2 separate regions of the Homo sapiens genome follow, and region 1 is linked to region 2. A link is a contact called in ENCODE Hi-C data. All regions are on one chromosome and are shown on one strand. Each heading gives the region's core, a stretch centred on a gene start or an enhancer-like site at or near the end of the contact. The rest is flanking DNA. Distances are from core to core; before and after follow the strand shown. Region 1 overlaps CRYBG1 (crystallin beta-gamma domain containing 1). Region 2 overlaps PRDM1 (PR/SET domain 1).

Region 1 (3,135 bases), core at 523-3,022, 470 kb after region 2:
ACCTACCTGGAAAAAAAAATTATAGAATATTAGGGTGGTAGAATTATGGGTGATTTTTTTGCAGTAGGTTTTAATATTTTGTTTTTATGATAAGATGACTAAAATGATAAAATTTTATCCAGGATTTAAGTTCCAGGATTAAAAGTAGAGTGCATTCTTCCCTGATGTAATATGCAAGAGAGGAGGGCGCTGGGCTGCTTCCACGCCAGTCTGCGCTTAAACCCATACTTCCTCAGGTGTGCAGCAGTAGCATCTGAGCGGAAGGGAACTGAGTATCTTAGCAGTTTTTTAGATTTAACAAAGATTACTCTCACTGCAGACAAAACTTTTTATTTAACCCTATTTAGCACCTACTAAGAGCTTTGGAAATATTAACAACTTAAAGACCCATTATTACAACTGAAGCTATTTTATGAATAGTTCCCAGGAAGAACTGAGGAATCCACTAAAAGACAATATTTCACTGCTTTACGGAGGAAAAAACTTACCTATTTCTCTTCAAGAATGGAACTTTTTGGCATAAGTACTCATGTAACAAAAATTTGCTATTTGTCAAGAAATTACTTCTTTTAAGTGTTCTAGAAAAGATCATTTTTCCCCCAATGTATGTTAAAAGTATATAGTTCAGTCTAGAAATGGAAAGCATTCTAAAAATAAATGTAATTGGGGTCCACTGTCAAATGAAAATTGCCACTTACTGTGGTTATTTTTGTTTTCAGATGGGTTACTTATGAATATGGCAGTTACAGAGGGCGACAGTTCCTATTGTCACCTGCAGAAGTACCTAATTGGTATGAATTCAGTGGCTGTCGCCAAATAGGTTCTCTACGACCTTTTGTTCAGGTATTTTCTTCCTCTCCATGCTCTGCATAGACTCTTCTCTGAAATTTTTTTGTAAATGCAATCCAACTTTTTATCCAATTTTTTTATTCAAAGTTTATAACTGGCCTCACCCTATAAACTCCTTCCCTGCCCCAATAATCTGGGCTCAGTTTCTGGTGCTAAGAGGTGTGGCTGCTTCAGAAGGCCATCAAACTGAACATCAAACGCAGTTATCCACAGGCAGGCACCCTGCCTCAGGCGCTTTGACATTTTGTCAAACTCTTCTCATTGAGAAAATTTAAAACCTCTGAGACTCTTGAGTATGGTAATTACCCTTAATCCATATCTCACTTTGGATTCTTCCTGATATTCATGCTTGTTCAGTGCTTCCAGCAGCACATCTGGTATAACAACTGCTGGGGGTTTTGTCTTCTAGAAGCGAATTTATTTCAGACTTCGAAACAAAGCAACAGGGTTATTCATGTCAACCAATGGAAACTTAGAGGATCTGAAGCTTCTGAGGATACAGGTCATGGAGGATGTCGGGGCCGATGATCAGATTTGGATCTATCAAGAAGGATGTATCAAATGCAGGGTGAGCTTTAGGATTCCACGGGGGCCTGTGATGGCTTTGCTAGGAGGTGACTCATCCTTTCATATGCTTTTGATCTTTTCTTCAAGTAGATGCAATTTCACAATTCCTGGAGTACTTTCAGAAATGAATTTGTTTTTTTCATGACAGTATATCCTAGCTCTGATAGAACCAGTCTAGGAACTTAAAATGAAAGGTAAATATAGCACTGATCCAAGATAGAATATTTATTTCTATGCTTGATTTTTATATAGTAGTAGAAAAAGGAAGTGTGTTATTCTTCCCTTTTTCCTTAATGTAACTGTTACAGAAACAAACTATAAGCTCCAGCCCTGTCAACAAAAATCACTCTTGGTTTGTTTTGGGGAAATCCACAGAACGGGATGAAGGGTAAAGAGATCCCTCTGTGTGCTGCACAGTCCATTTCCTAAGTGTCATACGTTGTAAATTAGAAAATGGCCCATGTCCCTCCTGCATCATTCCTACTATTAACAGACACTTAAAAGCTGACTGTAGTAAGATTTTTATGAAAGAAGCTCATGCTTCTATGGTAGATAAAACTTTTTTACTCCTTGATTTTGTGAGCTTGACCGTTGGCTCCTGATTTTCTTTAAAAAAACAAAACAAAACAAAACAAAAAACCAAAAAAAACCTGGTGCCCCGTGAGTCAGCAGAAGGAACACAGCCTTGCGAAAAGGAGTACAACTCGTTAATTGGGTCTGTTGTGCTGGAGGGGGAATTCTTTCAGTAAACAGAAGTACTGTTTGGACATGCATAGAAGAACTAGCAGGAGGAACAGAAGTAGTTGTAATATGGAATCATGAAAAGAAGCTTTCTGCCTTTGAATTGTCTTAATCCAAGAAAATGGTGTCTTTCAGCAGTTATTTCTAACAGACATTTCAGTGATGTTATTTAACAACTTTGAATTCAATAGGTCAATGAGAAAAAGTCTCCTAGATTATCACAGTGCTTTCATCTCAATATAGAATAATATACTTTAATTTTTTTTAGACGGGGTCTTGCTCTGTCACCAGGCTGGAGTGCAGTGGCACTATCTCGGCTCACTTCAACCTGTACCTCCCGGGTTCACGCGATTCTCCTGCCTCAGCCTCTCGAGTAGCTGGGACTACAGGCGTGTGCCACCACGCCCAGCTAACTTTTTTGTATTTTTAGTAGAGACGGGGTTTCACCATGTTGGCCAGGATGGTCTTGATCTCCTGACCTCGTGATCCACCTGCCTTGGCCTCCCAAAGTGCTGGGATTACAGGCATAAGCCACTGCGCCTGGCCTACAATAATACACTTTTAACAGGCATTTTTATAGCAACATTGTTTTGTTTTTGTGTTTGAGACAGAGTCTAGCTCTGTTGCCCAGGCTGGAGTGTAGTGGTGCAATCACAGCTCACTGTAGCTTCGACCTCCTGGGCTCAAGGGATCCTCCCACCTCAGCCTCCTGAGTAGCTGGGGCCCACAAGTGCATGCCACTATACCTGGCTAATTTTTAAAACTTTTCTGTAGAGATAGGGTCTCACAAGTGATCCTCTCACCTTGGCCTCCCAAAGAGTTGGGATTACAGTTGTGAGCCACTGTACCTGGCCAGTAATTTTTGTTAATGGCATGTGAACATGACTGCCATACATTATTTATATATTAAGGGTAGATTCACTTCAGGGAAGGGCTCATAAAATCTTTGCATTAAAACACCCTCTAGTGAGTCTGCAT
Region 2 (3,125 bases), core at 398-2,897:
TGTCTCAGACGTGCATTTGAGATGAAGATGTTTACTGTATATTAGAACGCTAGACTTAGAATGGATATAGGTGGTTTGTAAGTGCCTTCCAGTTTTGAAATTTTATGATTTTGTATCTTTATCTATAGGTGTGAGTTTATATGTGCCCTATAGCACTGTATGTAATTGAAATTTAAAATATTAGGGCGCTCTGTCCCTTTCCTAATGATAAGCTAATATTGAAGCTCTTTAATTTGTCTGGGGTTTGAGGATTATCATAGACCTCTCTTCTACCACAGAGCCTTCTCTTTTTAATTGTTCTCCTGTCTTGCCTGTTGAATTGAATTTGTAAGGTTAGAGATGGCAAGAGCTACTTCCGGTGCTGCTTTATAGCTTACTAGTGATGAGTCTATAGTTGTGCTCAAATAGGTATTGGGTAGCTTATGCTTTCTAGTTGACTTCTTTTTGGGCACAAGAAAATGTGTGTAAGATGGATAACTGAAAACCTAGAGGCCCATTCTGTAAAAGAATGGCAATTTGGAAGAAGAACCACGACCTCAGTGCAGTGCTCCGTTTTGGTAATCAAGCTCTGACTCCCAAGACACCATCTGTAAGAGACTATAATTTAAAACAAAGTTGATGAACCAGTTGAGTGCCTTTCTTAAAATTACTGTTGTAAAGTAGATATGTTGAAAATATCAACTGCTAATTATTGGCTCACCAACAAATGGCATGATTTGTTTTTCCTGTTTGTCATTCTAATATTATGGAATAATCACTGAAATATGAATGTTAAATGATTTGCATGTCATAGAATTCAATTCCATTAATTTTCCAAATTAATTAGATTCAATAATAATATGTCCAAAACAATGAGCCTCTGAATAAGTCTACTAAAGCTTTAAATATATATATTTATATCTCAAGACTGCTCTGAGATACTCTTGTCCCCAGTAGTTTTACTGCCAACAAATACCAATAATGACAAACGGTGATTAAAAGGGCAGATAGATGTAAATGAAGGCAGAGGAGGAGGATGAAATGAACATCTGCTTTTTTCAGCTCTCTGACAGAAATTCTTAAAGGACCAAAAATAACACTCTTGTTTCAACTTATGTTAGGTGTAGGAAAATTTTCTTTTTTTCTCTTTCCAGTCTGAGTATGCTTCATTGATTTGTATATTGAATACTAAATTGTTTTAGAAAAAAAAATCATTGGCTGATAAGACACTTAAATGAGAAAAGCTAGTCTGTCACAGGCATGTAGGTGTGCCATATCTATTTAAATAGAGGTTTAAATTATTGATGAGACTTAATGAGGAACTGGTGTATATTGTAACCAAAATTGTAGATTCCACTGTGAACAATCTGTGCATGGATCGATTCACATATTTGAGTCTACCATTTCAGGTACATGAATGTACAGGAGCTACTGGGAATATAAAAACTGGAAAATAAACATTATCATCTATTACCACTCCCTCCTCCTTGGTCCATTTTAGTAAAGAATTCAGTAAAGTGATAGGTAGGCTATCTTGAATGAGAAGAAAATAAAACTAGGAAAGTGAGAGAATAAAAACCAAAACAAAACTGTAACTGCAAACTGTTGTAAAGGACTACTCACAGAGGAGTTCTATTGAATAGTGACGAATTGCTTCCTGATTCACGGTTGGTGATTTTTTTACCCCTTCAAAGAGAAATTTATTATTAAGGAGGAACTGGTATAGTTAACATGTTTCTTTAGCAAGGCCCCACAAAGTTAAAATGTGTGATGCATCCAGTCTGAGGTCATTTCCTCAGATCTTAGAACCTACAGCTTTCCTCCGTATAAACTTAATTTCAAAGGAGGGCTTTTGGCCAGGCATGGTGGCTCAGCCTGTAATCTCAGCACTTTGGGAGGCCGAGGTGGGAGGATCGCTTGAGTCCAGGAGTTTGAGACAAGGCTGGGCAACATGGTGAGACCCCTTCTCAACAATAACAACAAAAATTAGCTGGGCGTGATGGTGCATGCCTGTAGTCCCAGCTACTCAGGAGGCTGAGGTGGGAGGATCTCTTGATCCCAGGAGGTCAAGGCTGCAATGAGCTAAGATCAAGCCACTGCATTCCAGCCTGAGTGATAGTGGGAGACCTTGTCTTTAAAACACACACACACACACACACACACACGAGGGCCTTTGACCACTCTTGAGTAGAAGACTCGAGAAGAACAAAGTAGAAGGCCAGAGAAGAACAAAGTTACTTGAAAGATCTCTTATTAAAGAGAATGTACAAGCTATGAAAAAAAAAAAACACACACACACACACAAACCTCATCTGGAATGAAAAAAACATAATGCATTTGGTTTCTGGTTCCTTAGGCTGTTATGGAACAACCAAAGAACATTATTTTGGTTTCTGAGGTCAGAACTATTTTATTCCCCTCAAGCACACTATGCTTATGGTTTGAGGGAGAATGAGAAATAGGAAACTAGGAACAGGCTGAAATGGTCTAATCTTGACCATCTAATTCTGCAGTGTCTTATTCTCATTCTAAAAGAGAATGGTTATATTCGCTGTTCTAGCATAAAAAGTAATGATAAAAATAAAAGATCCCGTATTACCAGACAATAATCCCCTAGACTGTTTTAATGCTTGGTTGAGTATTTGCTTATGATCTCAGACTTTAAAAGATGGTCTCCCCCTATGGTGAAGCTTGTTAATTATGTAGGCATCATTAATGTCTGTTTACTTATCAAAATTTTATCATTGTTAGTTGTATTACTACTTGACAGTCCAATTTATTTAATTGAAAAGATTGGTTAACATTTTATAGTCAAAGTAATTGTTTCCTGTGTTTTTTCCTGTTTAGGTTATTGGAGTGATGAGTAAAGAATACATACCAAAGGGCACACGTTTTGGACCCCTAATAGGTGAAATCTACACCAATGACACAGTTCCTAAGAACGCCAACAGGAAATATTTTTGGAGGGTAAGTAAGGGAAATTTCTTCAGACCCATTAAATGTTAGGAAAAAATGGAGCTAAAAGAGCTGGGTGGCTCACCTTTCTCATCCTGTGCTGAGAAATGCTGGGGCTCACCCATAAGTATCCAGCATCCCCATGGACACAGGGAATTCTGAACAAATGTGATGAAACCGATGAAATGTCT

What was found. Hi-C counts contacts between places; a loop is a spot of excess contacts on that map. Pooled maps may share reads with other maps.
Region 1: a loop to region 2 is called in a map with no recorded cell type, with 4 times the contacts of the local background. The contact joins two enhancer-like sites. A Hi-C loop is called at or near these places in 1 of 168 maps with a recorded cell type or tissue (K562), 1 of 37 single-sample maps with no recorded cell type and 7 of 50 pooled maps.

What each region holds. Positions count from the first base shown.
Region 1 is chr6:106,560,084-106,563,218 of GRCh38, forward strand. CRYBG1 (crystallin beta-gamma domain containing 1) reads left to right here. Exons shown (of 22, transcript NM_001371242.2): 19 at 720-843; 20 at 1,259-1,417. Among named protein-coding and RNA genes, the nearest start is that of RTN4IP1, 68 kb to the right of the region's middle. Within about 2 kb of position 1,773, at least 4 of the 41 ENCODE cell types and tissues checked have a DNase peak (open chromatin) inside an H3K27ac peak, as active enhancers do.
Region 2 is chr6:106,092,789-106,095,913 of GRCh38, forward strand. PRDM1 (PR/SET domain 1) reads left to right here. Exons shown (of 7, transcript NM_001198.4): 3 at 2,827-2,946. Among named protein-coding and RNA genes, the nearest start is that of PRDM1, 8.0 kb to the left of the region's middle. Within about 2 kb of position 1,648, at least 2 of the 41 ENCODE cell types and tissues checked have a DNase peak (open chromatin) inside an H3K27ac peak, as active enhancers do.